Linked DNA regions of Mus musculus: region 2 is linked to region 1. Evidence: chromatin loops called from intact Hi-C (ENCODE). Cell type or tissue: gastrocnemius. All regions are shown on one strand. Links, peaks and the distances in the headings refer to the core of each region. The heading gives the core; the rest is flanking DNA.

The links. A loop is a pair of places that touch in the nucleus more often than their neighbours do. Peaks named below come from ENCODE experiments on the same cell type or tissue, not always from the same donor. Only the 100,000 strongest peaks of a DNase experiment are listed, where the experiment ranks them.
Region 2: it touches region 1 in a loop (30-fold over the local background); 21 of 42 quality-filtered maps call a loop at or near these places.

What each region holds. Positions count from the first base shown.
Region 1 is chrX:38,174,707-38,185,704 of GRCm38, forward strand. It overlaps the pseudogene Zfp36l1-ps. Among named protein-coding and RNA genes, the nearest start is that of Zbtb33, 9.6 kb to the right of the region's middle. In gastrocnemius, for the core only: CTCF peaks have their summits at 5,511 (motif pointing left) and 7,303 (motif pointing right); DNase peaks (open chromatin) are centred at 5,292, 5,461, 6,154, 6,391 and 1 more place; H3K4me3 peaks cover 2,579 bases; H3K27ac peaks cover 598 bases.
Region 2 is chrX:38,080,025-38,091,022 of GRCm38, forward strand. Rhox11 (reproductive homeobox 11) reads right to left here and starts at 5,115. Exons shown (of 3, transcript NM_198598.2): 1 at 4,595-5,115; 2 at 391-436. The coding sequence starts at 4,953. It also overlaps the pseudogene Rhox11-ps3. In gastrocnemius, for the core only: a CTCF peak has its summit at 4,402; a DNase peak (open chromatin) is centred at 4,403.

The DNA of each region.
Region 1 (10,998 bases), core at 1,880-9,879:
AAAAAGAATGCTGTGTTTATGGCAATTGCTTGGAAGTAGTCGAAGAAAATATGGCTCAGCTTAAAAAAAAATAAATGACAGGAAATGAGAAAGAGAACAGTCCCGGGGCTGGTGTGAGTCTTTTTTAACTGGTCCCGTTGGTTGACCACCCTTGTCTTGGGTTTGACTGGTTCACTCATTCTTCTGATACGGGCCCTGATTTTGGACCCTGTATAATTAATGCTTTAGTCAAGTTTATTAAAGAATGGATTTCTGCTATTCAATTGATAGTTCTCAAAGAGCAATACCAGCCCCTAGAAGTATCTCAAGGATTTAAGATGGCCTGGTACTCAAAAAGGGAAGCTTTTGTCTTTGTCTTTTTTTTTTCATTACATCAGATATATTACTGTAATGTTACAAGGAATAAAAATTAAAGAATTTTTAATTTAAATTTTTTAAAGGTTTACAACATTAAAAAGGTTAATCACTGCCTCTTAAAATCCAGCCCCTCCTTTTAGTTTACTCTAGCAAGGTTAAAGCAGTCTGAAGAAAGATAACAGTTCTCTCAGCCAAGGTCAAAAAAGTTCCCAGTCTCTTTATGGAATATTTTTTTAGTTAAAAAGTTTTATTTCAATACTAGAAGGTCTTCAATTCAAAACTCACACACACACACACACACACACACACACACACACACACACACACACACACACACACATATATATATATATATATATATATATATATATATATATATTTCACTTTAATTTTTTTTACAGTCCAGTTGCTATCCCCGCCCTCCCACAGTTCCTCATCCCATTGCTCCTCCCCCAGGCCTCAATCAAGTCTCTCTAGTTGCATCTTCTCTCACTGAGGCCAGACCAGGCAGTCCTCTGCTGTATATGTGTTGGGGGCCTCCTACCAGCTGGTGTATGCTGCCTGGTTGGTGGTCCAGTGTCTGAGAGATCTCGGGGGTCCAGATTAGTTGAGCCTGCTGGTCCTCCAACAGGGTCACCCTTCTCCTCAGCTTCTTTCAGACTTTCCTTAATTTAACCACTGGGGTCCATTGGTTGGGTTTAAATGTCTGCATCTGACTCTTTCAGCTGCTTGTTGGGCCTCTCAGAGGGCATCCATGCTAGGCTCCTGTCTGTTTAGTGTCAGGCCTTGGAGTCTCCCTTGAGATGGATCCCAAGTTGGGCTGGTCACTGGACCTCCTTTCCCTCAGTCTCTTCTCCATTTTTGTCCCTGCAGTTCTTTTAAATTCTGGGTCACAGTTTTTGACTATGGGATGGCAACCCCATCCCTCCACTTGATGCCCTGTCTTTCTGCTGGAGGTGGACTCTACAAGTTCTCTCTCCCCACTGTACGGCATTTCATCGAAGGTCCCTCCCTTTGAGTCCTGAGAGTCTCTCACCTCCCAGGTCTCTGGTACATTCTAGAGGCTCCCCCCACCTCCCACCCCCTGAGGTTGCCTGTTTCCATTCTTTCTGCTGGCCCTCAGGGCTTCTCTCCTGTCCACCCCCATACCTGATCATGTTCCCCTTTCCCCTCTCCCTCTCCTCTCCCACCCAGATCCTTCCCTCCCTCTGTCTCCCACACACACACACCCCGGGGATTGCTTTCTTCTCCCTCCCAAGTGGGACTGAAGCATCCTAACTTGGGCCCTTCGGCTTGTTAACCTTCATGAGTTCTGTGGATTGTATCCTGGGTATTTTGTAATTTTTTGGCTAATATTCTCTTATTAGTGAGTACATGTCCTTTTGGGTCTGAGTCACCTCACTCAGGATGATATTTTCTAGTCCCATCCATTTACCTGCAAAACTCATGCTGTCCTCATTCTTAATAGCTGAATAGTATTCCATTGTGTAAATGAACCACATTTTTCTGATTCCATTCTTCCGTTGAGGAACATCTGGGTTGTTGCAAGCTTCTGGCTATTACAAATAAGACTTATATGAACATAGTGGAGCACAAGTCCTTGTTAGGTATGGTGGGGCATCTTTTGGGTATATACCCAAGAGTGGTATAGCTGGATCTTCAGGTAAGACTGTTTACAATTTTCTGAGGAACCACCAGACTGATTTCCAGAGTGGTTGTATAAGCTTGCAATTCCACCAACAATAGAGGAGTGTTCCTCTTTCTCCATATCCTCGCCAGCATCTGCTGTCACCTGAGCTTTTGATCTTAGCCCTTCTGTAAGCTATTTTGTAAACCATCTTAGCCATTGGTGTAACAATCTCAGGATTGTTTTGATTTGCATTTGCCTGATCACTAAGGACTTTGAACATTTCTTTAAGTGTTTCTCAGCCTTTGAGTTTCCTCTGTTTGTTTGGGGGTTTTGTTTGTTTGTTTGTTTGTTTGGTTGGTTGGTTTTGGAGGTTAGCTTTGTGAGTTCTTTATATATTTTGAATATTAGCCCTCTATCAAATACGGAGTTAGTGAAGATTTTTTTTTCCCAGTCTGTAGGTAAGTAGCCAATTTGTCCTATTGAAGGTTGCCGATTTGTCTTACCGAGTATGTCCTTTACCTTACAGAAGCTTTCCAGTTTCATGAGGTCCCATTTATCAATTCTTGACCTTAGAGCCTGAGCCATTAGAGTTCTGCTTAGGAAATTTCCCCTGAGTAAATGAGTTCAAGGCTCCTTCCCAATTTCTCTTCTATTAGATTCAGTGTATCTGATTTTATATTGAGGTCCTTGATTCACTTGGACTTGAGTTTTGTGCAAGGTGACAAATGGATCTATTTTCATTTTTCTACATACACTCTTCCAGTTAGATCAGCATCATTTATTGAAAATGCTTTCTTTTTTCATTTCATTTTTTGGCTTCTTTGTCAAAGATTGAGTGTGCATAGATGTGTAGTTTTATTTTTCTGGATCATCAATTCTATTCCACTGATCTACCTGTCTGTCTCTGTACCAATACCATGCAGTATTTTTTTAATCACTATTGCTTGAGGTCAGGATGGTGATTCTCCCAGAAGTTCCTTTATTGTTAAGAATTGTTTTTGCTGTCCTGGGTTTTTTGGTTTTCCATATGAAATTGAGAATTGCTCTTTCCATATCTATGAAGAATTGTGTTGGAATTTTGATGGGAATTGCGTTGAATCTGTAGATTGCATTTTTACTATGTTAATCCTACCAATCTATGAGCATGGGAGATCTCTCAATTTTCTGAGGTCTTCTTTGATTTCTTTCTTGAGAGACTTGAAGTTATTGTCATACAGATCTTTCACTTGTTTAGTTAGAATTACCCCAAGATATTTTATATTATTTGTGACTATTGTGAAGGGTGTTGTTTCCCTAATTTCTTTCTCAGCCCATTTATCATTTGTATAAAGGAAAGCTACTGATTTGTTTGAGTTAATTTTATATCCAACCATTTTGCTGAAGTTGTTTATCAGCTGTAGAAGTTCTCTGGTAGAATTTTTGGTATCCCTTATGTATACTATCATATCTTCTGCAAATAGGGATACCTTGACTTCTGCTTTGCCAATTTGTATCCCCTTGATCTCCTTTTGTTGTCTTATTGCTCTAGCTAGAATTTTGAGTACTATATTGAATAGATACAGGGAGAATGGGCAGCCTTGTCTTGTCCCTGATTTTTCTGGGATCGCTTCAAGTATCTCTCCATTTATTTTGATGTTGGCTACTGTTTTGCTGTATATTACTTTTATTATGTTTAGGTATGGGCCTTGAATTCCTGATCATTCAAAGACTTTTAACATGAAGGGGTGTTGAATTTGTCAAATGCTTTTTCAGCAGCTAATGAGATGATCATGTGATTATTTTCTTTGAATTTGTTTATATAGTGGATTATGTTAATGTATTTTCATATATTGAACCAACCTTGCATTCCCAGGATGAAGCCTACTTGATCATGGTGAATGATCATTTTGATGTGTTCTCGGATTTGGTTACTAGAATTTTATTATTTTTGCACTGATATTCATAGTGAAATTGATCTGAATTTCTCTTTCTTTGTTGGGTCTTTGTGTGGTTTAGGTATCAGCATAACTGTGGCTTCATAGAATGAATTAGGTAGTGTTCCTTCTGCTATTTTGTGGAATAGTTTGAGAAATAGTGATATTAGCTCTTCTTTGAAAGTCTGGTAGAATTCTGCAGTAAAGCCATCTGACCCCGGGCTGCCACCTATAACAACAAACATAACAGGAACTTATAGTCATCCATCTTTAATATCTCTAATATCAACGGACTCAATTTCCCAATAAAGAGACAAAAGCTAACAGACTATATACGCAAACAAGAACCTTTTGGTTTTGTTATGAGATGGTTAATTTCTTGGGTTTTTTGTTTGTTTGTTTGTTTGTTTGTTTGTTTTGTTTCTGTTTTTGTTTTTGTGTAGGCACCCTCCTTGTGTTGGAGTTTTCCTTCTAGAATCCCCTGTAAGGTTGGGTTGGTAGATAGATGTTGTTTAAATTCGGTTTCGTCGTGGAATATTTTGGTTTCTCCATCTATGATGAGAGTTTTGCTAGGTATAGTAGACTGGGCTGGCATTTGTGTTCTCTTACAGTCTGCATGACATCTGTCCAAGATCTTCTAGCTTTCCTAGTCTCTGGTGTAATTCTGATCGGGCTGCCTTTATATGTTACTTGGTCTTTTTCCTTTACAGCTTTCAATATTCTTTCTTTGTTCTGTGCATTTAGTGTTTTATTATGTGGTGAGAGGATTTCTTTTCTGGTCCAATCTCTTTGGTATTCCATAGGCTTCTTTTACCTTTGTGGCCATCTCTTTCTTTAGGTTAAGGAAGTTTTCTTCTATGAGTTTGCTGAAAATGTTTTCTGGTCCTTTAACCTGGGAGTCTTTGCTCTCTTCTATTTCCATTATTCTTTAGTTTGGTCTTTTCATTGTGTCCTAGATTTACTGGATGGTTCAGGTTAGGAGTTTTTTATGATCTGAATTTTCTCTGACTGTTGTGTCAATTATCTTTTAAGGTATCTTCTACACTTGAGTTTTTTTTCTTCTATTTCTTGTATTCTGTTGTTGATGCTTGCATCTGTAGCTCCTGACCTCTTTCCTAAGTTTTCCATTTCCAGGGTTGCCTCTATTTGTGTTTTCTTTATTGTTTCTACTTCCACTTTAAGGTCTTGGACCACTATTTAATTCCTTCTCCTGTTTGGTTGTGTTTTCCTATATTTCTTTAAGAGATTTATTTGTTTTCTCTTTAAGAGCTTCTACTAGGGCGAGAGTCAGAAAGGCGAGGAGCGCCGGGAACAGGCGTGTGGGACTCCTGACCGGAGAGCAGGAGGCTGCGCCTTCCCCGCACTGGGACCTTCACGACATACCAGATCCTAGTCCTTGCCCGGTGCGAACGCCCACGATGACCACTGAAAGACCCCCGAGGGGAGATCCCCACTCAGGCACTTAAGTCCCGGGACAGCCGCGGACCCAAGAAGACACTGAGACCATATATAAAATGTAGAAGGTAAGATTTAATAAAGCAGCAGCGACATGAAAGCACAAAGACAACCAGAGCTCTGGGGTCGAAACTCATACACCCAGTGGCACCTAGTGGTGTAGAGGAGAATCGACCCTTAGCCAGAGCTGTTCACAGGCTTATATAGGAAAACTCAAGGGGGGAGAGTTGGGCAGGGAAGCACAAGTTTACATCACTAGGGAGTTCTGCCAAGGGACAAGGGGTTCTGCCAAAGGATTCTACATAACTAAGGGGTCATCATGTCCTTCATCTGGCAATGTACTCGGTTCATTTTGTCATTTTGAAGGTTTTTTATCTTAAAAATGTTCTTGGAACAGTTTTCAGTTGGGAGGGTAGGGAGGGTAGGGTGAGGAGTTTAGGGATACGTTCTGGGGTGAAAAGTTTAGGAGTGTTCCGAGAACAACCTCTAGATGGGAGGGGTCTAGGCTCTGGGGTGAATAAGAGTTCAGTAAAAATTTTTATTCTTCACCACCACCCTCGTGTCTGCCACCATTTTCGACTTGAGCGAAGTTTTATGCAAGGGTAACAAGATACTCAACTACAGCACTCCCAGCGCTGGGGGCTGCCTGCTGGACAGGAAGGCAGTGGGCACCCCTGCTAGCAGGGGCTTCCCTCGCAGGCAGTCCGTCACTCTGCCCAGCTCCAAGTTTCATCAGAACCAGCTTCTCAGCAGCCTTAAGGGTGAGCCGCCCCGGCCCTGAGCTCACGTGACAGCCGCTTTCGAGACCGCTCTTTCTCCAAAGGGGGCGAGTGGCTGCTGCCCACCCAGAAGCAGCCTGGGAGCAGCCAGGTCAACTCCAGCCGCTACAAGACGGAGCTGTGCCATCCCTTCGAAGAAAACGGTGCCTGTAAGTACGGGGACAAGTGCTAGTTCGCGCATGGCATCCACAAGCTCCGCAGCCTGACCCGCCACCCCAAGTACAAGATGGAGCTGTGCCGCACCTTCCACACCATCTGCTTTTGCCCGTATGGCCCCGCTGCCACTTCATTCATAACGCCGAGGAGCGACGAGCCCTGGTGGGGGCCGGGACTTTTCCGCTGACCGTCCAGCCTCCAGCATAGCTTTAGCTTTGCTGGGTTTCCCAGTGCCGCTGCCACCGCCGCTGCCACGGGGATGCTGGACAGCCCCATATCCATCATCCCAACCCCTATCCTGAGCGCCAATGATCTCTTGGGCTCACCTACTCTGCCCGATGGCACCAATAACCCCTTCGCCTTTTCCAGCCAGGAGCTGGTGAGCCTCTTTGCTCCTAGCATGGGGCTGTCTGGGGGAGGCTCCCCCACCACTTTCCTCTTCTGGCCCATGTCTGAATCCCCTCACATGTTTGACTCCCCCCCCCCCCCACAAGCCCTCAGGATTCTCTCTCAGACCGTGAGGGCTATCTGAGCAGCTCCAGCTCCAGCCACAGTGGCTCAGACTCCCCTACCTTGGACAACTCAAGACGCCTGCCCATTTTCAGCAGACTCTCCATCTCAGATGACTAAGCCAGGGTAGGGGTAGGGAGGGACCCACCCCCCGCCTTCTGTCCCCCCCCCCGCCTCCTTCACCTCCCCACCCCCTAACTTTCCCTCAAACCCCACATTGATACATTTAAGCTCAGCCCCTTTCCCAGAACCTTGGTATGTTACCCTCCCCCCACATAAGGACAAGTCAATTTGTCGGTACCTTCTGGCTTGAAACCCTCTCCCTCCGTTTCATAGCCCACTTAACCACGCATAACAGAGTTCCGTCTTTTGTCAGTAGATGCCTCCCTTCCCCCCCCCGCCCCCCCCCCAAGCCTTAAGCGCCAAATCACAGAAGAAAAAAAGCAGTAACCATTTACAGAAGCAACTTGTCACTGTGACTACATTACCTCTTCAACGCCAGGGGGCACCCGTGGGCCTCTCAGAGCCCCTGCCGGTGGGGGTGGGGGTGGGGGTGGGGTGACCCGCAACCAGCAGCTCCCCCAGCTGGCCACACAAGTGCACCTTTCTTTCAGTCTCCCGCGCACTCTTCCTCTTCCTTATAGTTACTCACCTCCCTCAGAGAGCTGTTGCTGGACTTGGGGTTTTTTTTGGGGGGGGGGTCTATTTTGACTTTCAAAACCTTTTTCTTCCCAGCCCGAACCCCTGTTGACTAATCTTGCCTGGGTTTGTGTAGGTCTCCAGGGACAAAGGTTGAACAAGTTGGACGAAGGTTTTGACATAAGTGGGATTTTGTGATTTAATTTCTTTCTTTCTTTTCTTTTCTTTTTTTTTTTTTAAGTGGGGAGGAAGGGGAAACTAGATGGACTATGAGAGACTTGATTCTGGTGCTAAAGTTCCCCAATTCATATGTGACATCTTAAAAATGACAACAAATGAGAGAAAAGCTAAAAACAAAACAACAACAAAAAAACCATGTAAGGGGTGAGCAGTCAATGGTCTGCATTCCACATACAATAGCTGTGTAAAACGATTTCCTGTAGAAGTAGCTTTAATGGATTTTGCTCTAGAATACCTTAGGTCTACCTTAGAGCCCCCACACAATGCTTTTTTCCCTAGGTTTAAACTTCATCTAACTTTCAGAAATTGGAGAGCAAAAATGTTGCTTATCACTGCACATCAATATAAAAAAGCTTATTTAACTTATCAAAACGTATTTATTGCCAAACTATGCTTTTTTGTTAATTTTGTTCATATTTATCGGGATGACAAATCCATAGAATATATTCTTTTATGTTAAATTATGATCTTCATATTAATCTTAAAATTTTGTGATGTGTCTTTCCTCTTTTTTCCACAGTTTTAATTTTTATTCTTCAACAACATTTTTGTAACTTTACACTTTTTTGGTTATTTTATTTTAAAAACATGAAAAATTAATTTAAACAAGTGCAAAAAACTGTTGGATGATTTATTTTAGAAATTCTCCCCTTTGTGTTGGACTGCAAATTGAGTTTCTTTCTCCTTAGGCCTTTCACAGGTAGGACTGAGAATGTATGTATAAGTTCTGTGACAGTACAGAAGGAAAACCACCATTTATGTATAGCTTCTAAGAGGGAAAAAAAGAGAGAGAGAGAGAGGGAAAAACCCTTTGAATTCCATGTGCCCATCTCAAGACATTCCCCTCGCAGATTTGTGGTTCTGGATTCTAGGTTGGAGTTTTCCAATGTTGACATAAACAACTGGCACACACACATAAAGATGAATGTAATTATTATTCCTCTTGCTGGTCACTACTGTCGCTTTCTATTTCTCTTTCTTTGTGTGAATTTATTTAAAAGAAAAAAAAACTTTTTGTAACGACTATTTGCAGTTTAAAAATCAATAAACCCTGTTTTTCAAGAAAAAAAAAGAGCTTCTACCTGTGTTTTCCTGTATTTCTTACAATGAGTTATTTATATCCTCCTCTAAGGACTCTATTATCCTCATGAGACAGGATTTTAAGTCAGCATCCTGGTTTTCAAGTGTGTTGGGGGTATCCAGGGCTTGCTGTGGTGGAAGAACTGGGTTCTGATGTTACCAAATAGTATTGGTTTCTGTTGCTTATGTTTTTGTGCTTGCTTCTTGCCATCTGGTTATCTCTGGTGTTAACTGGCCCGGGTGTCTCTGTCTGGATCCTGACTCCTGTGTCCCTGGGTTGCTGCAGGTTTCCTAGGAGATCTGTGGCCCTGGCTATAGCAGACCTTCTGGGAGGCCTTCAGACTGTGGGATCTTCAGAGGGGCAGACAAGCTGATGACTTGTTCCCCTGGTGCAGCAGATCTCCTGGAAGGCCTTCAGGCTATGGAGTCTTCAGAAGGGCCTAGAAGCTGATGATCTGCCCCTTTTGAAGGAGCAGACCAGAAGGGGAGTGGAGTAAGAGCAGAGGGGATGGGTCTGGAATCTGCTGGGCTCCTCAGGGTTCCCAGCTGCTGCAGTTCTTTGGGAGGCTCCCTTACCTGTTGCCCTGGGTACAGCAGCTCTCCTGGGAGAGCTTCAGACTGAGGTCTTCAGAAGAGCAGACAAGCTGATGATCTGACCCAGCTGAAGTTGCAGGCCAGAAAAACCAAAAATGACTTATAAGGCTTGAGGTTAACAGGGATTGATAGTCCATAACTTTGTAAATAATCAAATCCCATATTCTGAAATATATTTAAAGTCAGGATAAAAACTGATGCAGTTAATTATGAGTTAAAACTGTATTTAATCTCTTGTTTTATGTTCGAAATGTACAGTTTAGAGCAGATAACTAAGAACAGACAATGATCATCTAACTCAGATATGCTAGTTGGGTACTAGCCCTCTGGACTGAGGAAAAAATGTTTCATGTCTATTAACCCAAACCTATAGTGTTTACTGAGCCTTAAAGACAGGTGTCTACTCCTGTTGTCTTAAAGACACCTGTTAACTGCTTTTTCTAAAATAGGGATTTCAATCCAATGGTAAATACTTTTGTAAATTAAAGTTCACATAAGCTTCAGGTAATCAAAAAAAAAATCATAAGATTTGGATCTACTTACCACAGATCAAATGGACTTCAGTATGCCTGCCTGTTCTTAAAAATAGGATTTTCCCCTTGGTCTTAGGGTTTAACTTCCCCAATTTCTAGACAAATTTTAACTTCTGTCCCTAGTTTATATTGTCTCAGTAGATTTTCATCTAAGGACTGCAAACTGCTAAATTCTGAAAGCTGATGATTAACCAGTCCAATCAATATAATAATTCCCTGTCTTTTAGCGGGATCATTTGATCAGATGCTTCTGATAAATGCCCTCATTGCCCTTAACTAGCATTTCAGCCTTCCTGGGCCCTTTTGACATCCTAATGCCAACAGGAAGCAGTTACAGAAGAAAAATATGATGTTCACCACCCCACTTTATAGGCTGAGATGCTAAGTCAAAAAAAAAATCCCCTATTTCTGGCAGTAACTTCTGATTCTTGGGTCCCAATTGACCCTTTGGCCAATGATTCGGACCTTGGGAAAAAGACCTGATCAATCAGTTTAATTTGATTCAGTTACAAATCAGACTGGGGAATGAGAGGGCAATTAAAAGGCCAAGCCAGGGGCTAAGCCAAGCAGACTCCATGACAGGCTCCAAAGTGGTAGTTTAAGGGGTAGGCCTAAGTTTCTGTTTTGATACAACAGGATAGAGGTTACCCACTCCTCCCTGGATTTCCCCTAACAGGCTTTAAATGTGAGCCTGCAAACTCACTCAGCACCTCCAGTTTGATGGATGGAGGTCCCTGAATGCTGGTAATTTCTGCAGAATAAAAGCTCTTTGCCTTTGCATACTATTTGAGTCTGGTGTATCATTCTTTGGTGAAACCAGACCCTTACAAAAAAAATGAAAACAAAACAATCTAAATTTAAAAGACTATAGTGGTAATGCAAAACAATACTATATTTAGTTCTTCTCTCCCAAGTCCCATTTCATATCTGGGGCAGGAGAAGGAGTGGGGACCTTTATACCTAAGAAAAGGACCCAAGAATGAGTGAGAATCTAAGGCAGAAAAAGAGGTGAATAAGGAAAGGAAGGGACTTTTGTGGATACATTGAAAATAGGAATGAAAGGGGTTCAAGGGAAGTAGAACAGAAACGCGAAAAGACCAAAGAGTTCTCAG
Region 2 (10,998 bases), core at 1,311-9,310, 95 kb before region 1:
TTATTATATATATGTATATCACATATGTGCAAAATACATATGCTACACACACACACACACACAAACATATAAGATAGATAGATAGATAGATAGATAGATAGATAGATAGATAGATAGATAGATAGATAAGTGAAGATTCTATTTATTTCTTTATGCTTTTACTTTAGGAATGAACATATGTGACTGCCAGTCATGGGGTAGAAACACCAGCTAAATTTCCCTTTTTCCAGTTTCCACTTGCCAAAGCCCTATAGTCCAAATCTTATTTCTCAGGATAAAACACACAAGAAAAAAACATATGGCAGCTACATGGGCCTAGGACAAGGTCATCGTGTCCTAAGGCGGGCTTGAGATCAGTACCCTGCTAAAGTAAAAAGCGAGCCGACTGACCTTTATTTTCTGTTCATCCACATTCAGGAGCCCTGCCAGCTCTTTTCTATGGAGAGAAAAAGACAAATACTCAGTATTCCATACCAGGCAAAAAAATGAAGTAAAATTTGTATGCTCTGTGCATATTTTAAGATTTAATAGCTTGCTCTCCATACTTATTCTTAGTTCTGTTGCAGCCTGCCTGTAGGAGGCACTCCTCCCAGCCCACCCCAAGCCTCCTGGTGCAACGTGCGAACAGCCATCGCACTGGCCTTGAGCATCGTTACCTCGCTGCAGCCACATTTGGCTTGAACCAAAGGACCCACTCACCAAAAATGATACCAGATATATACACCAAGAAACACCTGTTTTGAACCTCAGACGCCTGGATCATAGCACCAAAACACAACCATGAACCAATACAATATGCTTCCTCCAGAAGTCAGCAACTCTATTGTATTAAGCTGTAAGTAAAACAGTTGAGCTGAAGCTCAAGACAGAAACTTCAAAACATCAACTATTATTATGTTCAAAGACAGGTATGAAGAAATGCCTTTAAAGACCATGAGAACACACACAGTTGAATGAAATAGTGAGACCTATTCAAGACATGTAAGTAAAACTTAACAAAGGAGTAGAATAAAGGAAAGCCAAAATGAAATAAAAATGGAAATGAAAAACAGTATGCCAAACAAAAGCTTCATATGTAAGTCTCAACAATAGATTAAAGAGCATGGAAGACAGAAATTTCAGATCTTGAAGACAAGGTAGAAGATACATAACATCTCAGTCAAAGAAAATGTTAAATATTAGAAAAAATCTAGGTGTAAGTAGCCCAGGAAATCTGGAACAATATTAAAATCTGGAACAATATTAAAATGCCACACCTCTCAAGGTATAAAAGTGTGTGAAACACCAAATAGACTGGACCAGGACCAGAAAACAAATTCCCCGTGACACATAATAATCGAAACACTAAATGTACATCAAAAGATAGGGTATTAAAAGCTGCAAGGGGGAAAAGACCAAGTCATATACAAAGGAGGGCCCATTAGAATAAAAGCTGGCTTTTCTATGGAGACTCTGAAAGCCAGAAGGAAGTGGATAAATATTCTAGAAGCTCTAAGAGATCACAGTTGTCAAATCAGACTACTAGACCCAGCAAAACTATTAAAGGCAGTTGACAGAGAAAGAAAACCATTTCACAATAAAAACAAATGTAAGCAATTTTTGTACACCAATCCACTTCCACAGACACAAAGAATAAAAAAATCCCAGAAAAGTTCATCAGGAGAGGGAAAAATCCATGCTACCGCAGCAAAATAACAGGAATCAATAAACACTGATCATTAATAACTCTCCATAATGCTTCCTCCAAAAGACACAGACTAATAGGTTTGATAAGAAAATGGATACGCTGAACCTGATACATGGGAAAATGGAGAATATCCTTGAACACATTGGTACAGGAGATGACTTCCTGAACAGAACTCCAATAGCTCAGGCACTATGATCAACAATTAATAAATAGGGCCTTATGAAACTGAAAAGCTTCTTAAGACAAAGGACAACATTATCCCCATAACTCTCCAGGGTAGGCCCCATGTTCAAGAGTAGTCGACCAATACCAAAGTGACTCCATATATTTTTTGTTACTTTGTGGGTGTCTGTATGAGTGTGTACATGAGTGTGCCTGAGTGTGCGTGAATGTGTGTGTGCTTATTTTTATCTTGTTTTTTTTTTCTTCTAATTTTCTCTGCTTTGATTTGGGTTTTTGGTCTTGATAGTTTTCCTGTTTTGTTTTGTTGATGAAGTTGGATGGGTAGGAAGAATCTGGGAGGAAGTAGGAAAGGGAAAATGTAATTAAATATATATTGTATAAAATATTTTTAATAAAAATTTTAAAATGCTATCTCCTCTCACACATCTACAAGCATAGTTTTTCAGTAATTCTTAGAAGGAACCATGTTTACAAGTGGTTTTACCTTGTTCCAACTGACTCTTGGGATGGTATATAGTTTCACGGGCATGAAGGTCTTCATTCTATTGAACATGCTCTCTAAAAAAATGTATGTACAAAAAGCAGGTTCCAGCACAGGCAATACACATGAAATAGAGAACCTGGAATGCTGACAAAATTTAAATGTTCTGTGTATTGAACGTAAAAAGCATCACATGGAAGCAGACAACATATATGAACATCAGTAACCCACTCCAAAAACACGCCCACACTTAAATACAAGACCTTTTTAAAGAGACACGTGACCACAAAGACAGGTTATGGTGGCTAAAAGCACAGGTAAAGTCACACAACAGTAAGGAAATAAACTCCAAATCACACAGATATTATCCCACACCCAGAGAAGTGGTTATTAACAATGTCCTCCACAAAATAACAAGCCTGGTAAGTCCCTAAAGGCATTGGAAACATCATGCTGGATTTTGGGAGATGTCAAGCAATATATCCACAAAGGAAGGGTCGGGTCCCCTTCAAATAGTGAGCATAGAATGATCACATGATACAGCAAATTGTTTTTGGGTGTACACCCCCAAATGACTGAAAATCTGGAATTTTAGGAGAGGCATTTGTGTACTCTCTCTCCTCATAGCAGCAAAGCACAGTCTACATGGGCCACAGAGAAAATCATCCAGATATCCTTTTTGCAGATGGTGGGAATAACAGAAAACATATGATAGCTATGCAAAGAGGTCTTTGAGATGTAATTTACCCCCGAGAAAGCAGAAATTCAGCCAGATGTTAGCACACTGAGGAGGCCTGAAGACATGCCAATTGAAGCAGGTTAACTCAGAAAAGACAAATTCTGTCTGATTTCCCTTAAGTGACGTTCCTAGACAAGGCACCCAGAGAGGAGCAATAAGGCAGGAGAGTGGTAGCTAGAGCCTGTGGACATGGGAAGGGCAGTTGTTTAATGGGTTCAGGTTTTCCTTTGGTATCATAGAGAAGATCCCAGAGACCTGTCCCCAAACCACTTGACAAGACTTCAGGCTGCTCAATTTTGACCTTCAGATTTGGTTTAGGCTTTTATGTTTCTGTATTTAAGGATAATCTTTTCAATGAAAGCAACCGAAGGAGTGGTCAGTGAGCATTCCAGGGACCTCGTTCGCACCAAGCATGCAACCCCAGTCCTCCAGGAGAGGTCTCCTCGTGGGGGGACTAAGAGCTAAACAAACCCCAGACCTGAAGACAGCTAGGGAAAGGGGCCTCAGACGAGTAAGAGGGGAAACCTTCTGCTCCTTCTTCACCTTCTTCACCTGAGACAAAGGCCTAGTGGGCCTTTTCTCCTGCCTTTGGCTGACCACTGCAGTCTGGTCAGGTACGTTCAAAGCCTGTCCTGATCATATTTCAGTTTACATGAAGCTATGAACCTGTCAGCTTGCCTTTCTTTGTCTAAAACGACTAGTCTAAGAATGAGCAGTTTTGGTAGGCTGACACATACACCCCCAGATGAAAAAAAAACATTTCATTTTCAGATGCCCCTATCTACTTAGTAGAGGGGCATCTCTCTGCCTGCCTTGCCTTGCACCAGTCTTATTTCCGTTTTAATAGCTTTGTTACCTATTGCTGCCTGCCGAGTCTGGAACCTTTCCTGCCTTTCAATTCTTTAACCGATAGAGAAAACAAATTCCACTCAGAACCTCTCGATAATAACTCTCCCCAACCACCAGCACAAAGTTAGCTGAAAACTTCGTGGGTTTAAGGCCGAGAGGGGAAGGAGGTCAACCCTGCTGCCAGTAATCTCAGCTAAGACAAGAGGCTGAGACAGGAGGGTCAAAAGTTCAAGGACGGCGAGCAGGGATACAGAGTTGATTCAAGGCCAGCCTGCACAACTCAGACAGACCCCGATTTAGATTTAATAAAACTAAAGAGAGGCTGTGACCACCCTGGTAGCCCTCGCAACAAAATGCATGCAGGGGGCCTGCCACTGCTTTGCAAAACCCTCCACTACTGCCGTGTAGGTTTAGTTAGGTTTTATTCAGATTCAGTCTTTGTTACGGCTTGAGCTCGCTAGAGGGCGCACTCCCGCCGCGTCCGCTGAGGCTATGTCTCCTGAAGCTCTGAGGAGATTGTACCTCAGGGACAAAGGTATGCCACTGTGAGTGAATCTATGTGCTGAATCTCAAAGACTTTAAAACATTTTAACAAGAGTGGAAAGGGGTCAGGGGAGAGGAAAAAGAGCCCGAGGGACAAACCCGGAACACACACCTTTTGAGGGCATCTGGATACTGATTTTCTACGAACACTGCTTGCAGTTCCCACAGCTGTCCAGGTGTAAATCTGTATGCTTTCCGAGGAATCCTGAATAACGACTGCTCACTGGTCTCGGCCACCTTACTGGTCTCCTCTGGCTCTTCTCGCCCAGTGTCCTGAGTGTTAGGCATGACACAGCTATGCTCGCCTATAGAGCTCTGGTGGCCCTCTTTCGGGATGCCTGTTACTTCATCGGCGAAGCCGCCACTGTTTGATGTGTAGGCCACCTTTTCCTCGGGTTCAGTCGTGATTTCTTCCTCACAGAAGCTCATCCCATAGTAGTCGTAGTCGAAGTAGAAGTACTTACGGGACATGATCTATGCTCGTCAGAAGGCACACTCTTGTGGTTTCCAATGGGGCTCTGCTCCTTGAAGCCCTCTAAATTGTTACCCTAGGCTACACACGTTCCTCTCTGACACAGACACTCGTCCTCCTCCACCGATGCTACTGGCTTTCAACTCACAAACCTGTGTGAGGCTCTAGTTTAGGCACACACGGGGTAGAACTTTGTGTGAATCTGCCCTATAGAATAAGACAGTTGTCATAAACGGGCGTGGCAAAAAGGGCGACTTAAAACAGAACGTTAGTTTTCTAACTCATATGAGAAGTGAAGCCCTAGTTGGATCTCAGTTAAGGAGTTTCCCTGGGTCTAAGACAGGATCTTGACTATGGCTTAGAATGCATTTTAGGCTGATTTAGATGTGAAGGCAGAATATCAATAAAAATAAGATAACTAAATAAACTACCGTTTTAGGATATAATTTCCTATTTTTATGTGACCCTAAATAAAGCTTCATCTCTTTGTACTACCTATTATTTGAAGCATTCTCATTATGTAAATTATGAAGTCAAAATAATGGAACAACTCTGAAAAAATGTTGGCTGATCCTTTCCATCCTAGAAAGCCAAATTAGGCCATGATTTAATTTTGTATAAAAAAAAATAAAAGCATATGTGTGTAAATATAAAGATGTGTTTGCAATTTTAACAAAGAATATAATTATATGTATATGATGTATATGTATTTTTGTTGTATCCACCAGAGAAGAATACTTGGACACCAGTTTAAGTGTTTGTGACCCCAGTATAGCTCCCAGATTGTCTCAGGATGAGCTACCAAACATAAAAAACACATCCTGGGCTGACATATTTCAATTAACAAGAAGAGTTAGCCAGAAGCAGAACTACAGAAGCCAAAAAAGCAAGGTCAGTCCATTTGGAGACTTTCCCAAAACTATGGACTTTGATAGATTAGATCTTTGTTTTTATTTTGATGAAGGGTACTGTCTATGTGCTTAGTTTTATTACCTGAATGGTACTTCCATCATGGAGTTAGTTGTGCTAATGTCTGGGGCCCTTTTATAGTATATAAAGTAAAAGTCTTCATGGTTCATTATTAGTCAGTGTTTGATTTGGGTACAAGTGTTTTGTGCCTGTTTACCTTTGATCACATAAAATTTCAGGTCCAAAAAGGTCACAGTTTAAAATGTTTAGGGAGGTCTTCTTTAGTGTACCAGGGAGCCTTCCAGAACAGAAGGTTGTCGTTTTGTTTGTTTGTTTGTTTTTTATGGCCTAAACTTTAATTACTTTCAGGAGTCACTGGGTATCCAGAATTTTCTGAAGCCATATCCACAAACTACAAGGTTAGGAGATTTATAGGGTCCATGAGAGGCCATCATTCTGCCTACCACTCTTATTCCTGGCGACCTTACCCCAAGCTGCAAGGGTGACTTCAGTTGAATCTTGCTAAGGCAACCTGCTTGTTCCTGCTTCTCTATCTATGATCTGGAAAGTGTCTCTTGGTGACTCTTCATTAGCCTTTTTCTTGTGTCTCCATCTGAGAGACGTATCTAAATTCCTCTACAGTGCCAAGACAGTCAGTAGCATTAGCTAGCAAGCTCGACACCTTGGCTCTAACATCACAAAACTTACTCTTACCATTTTCTTACTTTTGTGCCATGTACCCTTTTCTGTGCTTTCTTCAGTGTACCCAAGATGCCAGAGGCTTTTTTTTTGTTTGTTTGTTTGTTTGTTTTTTTTGTTTTTCGAGGCAGGGTTTTTCTTTATAGCCTTGGCTGTCCTAGAACTCACTTTGCAGACCAGGCTGGCCTCGAACTCAGAAATCTGCCTGCCTCTGCCTCCCAAGTGCTGGAATTAAAGGGGTGCTCCACCACTGCCCGGCACAGAGGCTTCTTTTGAAATATGATTTGAAGGACGGCAGACTTCTTCCTGACATCTTGTGCGAGATATGTTTTCTGAAGTCTTGGGAGGCACTTCCCTTGTCTGTGGCCTTGATTGTTAGCTTAACCGGATTTAGAATTACCTAGGATGCACACTTGAGGGAGATGGTGAGGTAATTCTAGAGAGAATTATCCCTCAATATGGGTGACTTATTCCAACTGGAAAACCAGATATAATGAGGTCAAAGGAAAATCCTGTGCGCATATGAATTCTCTTTTTCTGAGTAATTCTACCATCTCCAGAGTGATCATTGTCTGGCATCAGAATGTAGATTCTCCAGCATTCTAAAGAGGACCCAATACAGAACTTTCAGGTACTTTCCTGATTTTCTGCACTGGATTGGAGCTGCTAAGAAGACCATCTCCTTGGCCTAAGCCGCTTCTGAGTTCTTTGCCTTTTGCATGCATGTTTGTAAGGTTCTTTCAGCTTCTGCTCTGCAAGCCAATTTAGGGAATGTCCTTTAGTTCTCGTATGATACTAGAGAAATAATTGCTAAAGATTTCCCAAACAGGCTTACTGGTGTCTGGAGCTGGCTCATTTTTCTCTAGTTAAATTGGTGAATTTTCTCTCTGGCTAGTATGGAGATCAGTGAGTTCTCGCTGGAAAAACTGTTTAGTGAAATACACAAGACAAAGCATTCCATACTATTTATTCACCACTGTGAAAAACAAAGACACTTTTGAATATTTCTGAAAAATTCTTCCTAAGATGTTGAAAAAGTGCTTCTGGCAGGTCTGAATAAAGTAACAAAGGAAAAAAAATGAACTTAAAAGGAATGAATTTTCCTAGGTCCAAACTTGTATAAACACACTAATTTGATTTTAAAAAATCTTCCATTTAGAAACCAGATGTAGAATTTAACTGTCCTGGTACCTGCATCCTCACTGATGCTGATGCTGCAGTATGATTCTCTCCATTGTTGGCTGACAAACTTGCATCATCGATGGAGACTGCATTGGCTTTCCCTGAAGGAGTTGTTCAGCAATACTAGGCAGATGGCCCCAGGGAATCCGCTCTCACCACTCACCTTTGCTTTTAGATTTATAACTACATTGATATCTCAGGAGATGCATACAGGTGAGAAGCAGCCATCAAAAAATTCTTGGATTTCCTTATTCATATGAGCAGCAGTCTTGGGAATATGTGGAAGGACTTTTGATGGTAGGATAACTTGGGGAGAAACGTAGAAGCACATCAAGCTGTATACATGACTATGGTCCCCTGAGCAGAGATTCTGAGCTTCATGTTGTATTTCAGAGTTTTTAAAAATTTTAAAATCTAATTACAGAATTTCTCCCCTTGTTCCTCTCATCCATCCCAAGCCTCTGCACTCTCTCCCTCTCCCTCCCTCCCTCCCTCCCTCTCCCTCCCTCCCTCCCTCCCTCCCTCTCCCTCTCCCTCTCCCTCCCTCCCTCCCTCTCCCTCCCTCCCTCCCTCTCCCTCTCCCTCCCTCCCTCCCTTCCTCTCTCTCCCTCTCTCCCTCTCTCCCTCACACTCTCTGTCTCTCTATAATTTATGACCTCTTTTTTTTTAATTTTTACTACATACATTTGAAAACACACACTCGCGCGCACACACACACACTGCTGAGTCTGTTTAGTGTAGTTATTTAGGAATGATCACTTGGTATTGGACAACAAATAAAGGGCCTCATTCCCAGGAAAGACTTTTTCTCCCTTTATCAGCAATTGAAGCTAGGGGTGGAGACAGGTAAGATTTCACCCACTATGTTTGGGTGTCAACTAGTGTTGGAATTATTAACATTTTGTTTCGAGAGTAGTTATTGAGATTGCATTGCTATAGCTTTCCCTTTTTATTCAGAAGACACAATCTCACAGCAGACTTCTTGATCTCCTAGATCTTACAGTCCTTCTGTTCCCTCTTTCACCACATTCCTCCAGCCTAAAACGTGTAAGTTAAGCTGTAAATGTGTACAATGGGGGCTAGGTAGCACTTGGCGAGTAATTCTCTGCATTTTGAACAGCTTTGGCTTTATATAGTGGTCTCCTAATGAAAACAGATACTTCTTTAGTCATAGCTGACGTCTACCCTTGTTTGTGGGTATTAAAATAAATATTGAAAGTTAGAAATTATATTAGTTTGGGAAAGTGGCAATATAGTAGGTTCAACTCTAAGAGCTGTAACCTCACTAAATACACACAGTTGACTAGATTTATAATACTGAGCATAATTTCTCTTCTGCTAAACAGGCCTTAAGTACAATTAGAAAACTTTTAGTTACCTCAAAGATAGAAGTGCCACCATGATTCCTTAGGAAAAATAGCTACACTGGTCATTATGGTTACACAATTTCTAAAAGATGCTAGGGAAATGTAAAAGTAATGTTAAATTGCATTACCCTAATTGCTAGGGGTGTTGGATACATTTGAAATATTTCTTTAGCATTTTATTTCTTCTTTAGCCAACTCTATTTAAATCTGTAGCACATCTATATTGAGTTTATGTTCTTGATTCTTCATTTTTAAAAGCTTTTTGTATATCCTGGATGTTAATCTATCAGATGATAACTGGCAACTATCTTTTCCAACGTTGTGGATTTCCTCTTAAGTCGGTTGATTTTTTCCCTTGCTACACAGAGACTTTAGAATTCTATAAGGTTTCATTGGCCAATTTTGTTTTTTGTTTTACCTTAAGTACTTAAAGACATCACACTAATTTACAGTAAAGGTTTTGCATAATAGAGATTCTGAATAGGAGAAATTAGGTAGAAGAAATGATGTTCTCATATCTCTAAATATAGAAAATTATATGTGAATATTCTTAGACATAATCCTGATTTACCTGACAGGAAACATTGAAATATATACTTGAAATATATATCTCTAAGATAAAAGATACCTTATCAGAGAAAAATATCTGAACTTAATATTTAAGAAACTGTTGAGAGTGTTCTAGCAACTCTCTCCCTCTGATTTGAGGATTGGTTCAACACTAGAAAAGCTAAATCTAGGAATAATTAGTAAAACAAACAAGCTGGTACCTGCCCCCCTCCTACAAAGGGTGACCTTCACATGAAGGTCATTTTCTTGGTGGAATCCAAGAAAATCATCATTTTCCAGGAGCAAGTGGGAGATGGGCTCTTCTGTGAACACCAGAACTTTGACACCCATTTTGGCCTAAACAACCCTCTCTCCCTTCTCTTCAGTTAGCAATAAAGTACAGGATTTTCCATTTATTCCTTGGGTGTCCTTTCCACAGAAAAGGCTATGTTGTACTAAAATTTCTACAAAAGGTAGCTCAGAGCAGCTGAGGGGGCTTCGAAACACAGTGGCTACACCCTCCCTGGCAGAATGAGGGCACACTCTGCCTCTGCAGCATTCATGGGCAGTTCTACCATTTCTTCACATCCTGTCGCACCCTCCTAGGTGCCTGTCAGGTCCTTCCCTGGGACTTCTGTGATCCTACTGTGTCCTAGCCTACTGATACAGCCCCCAACCATGGTTTCTGTGAGAAAGTCTTGGGGGAAGTAATGGGACCAGAATCTGGAAGCCAAGAAAGATGAGCCCTGGGCACCAGCAGCAATAGTAGCTGTGTGTGGCTAAGGAGCAAACATTGGTCACAAAACAGCAGCTCTGTCCAGAGAAAAGTAGGGAGCTTGAAACTTGGGGGATGGGTGGAGCTAGCTACACAGTGCTTGGTAAGAAAAGTGCACTTGTATAATTTCTCCATATTTTTATTTTGCTATCCCTGCCCTGACTCAGCAAACACATATTTCATCATGTTCTCCCACACAGAGGGCTGTTTAGATTAGACTTCATCTTGTCAAAGCATCAAAGGTTGTCTTATGAACGCCATAGTGTATCCAGGGAGATTGCTCAGTGGGTAAAGAGACATGATGGTATTCCGGAGCACCTGGTTTTAGTCCCTGGGCCCCACAGGATGGATAGAGTCTCCCAAGTTCTCCTCTGACCTCCACATGCTCAGTTGTTGTGTCATGCTCACACATGTAATTAATGTAAAATATCTAATAAAGAACTGTAGTTGAGAAACAGAACTGAGTCTATCAGGTGTGTTTTCTCACAGGTATTTTCATCCTTAGCTGTGACATTTAGTGGGCTGTGTGCATGTTTGTGGTTTGGGTAAAACATGCAGGAGGA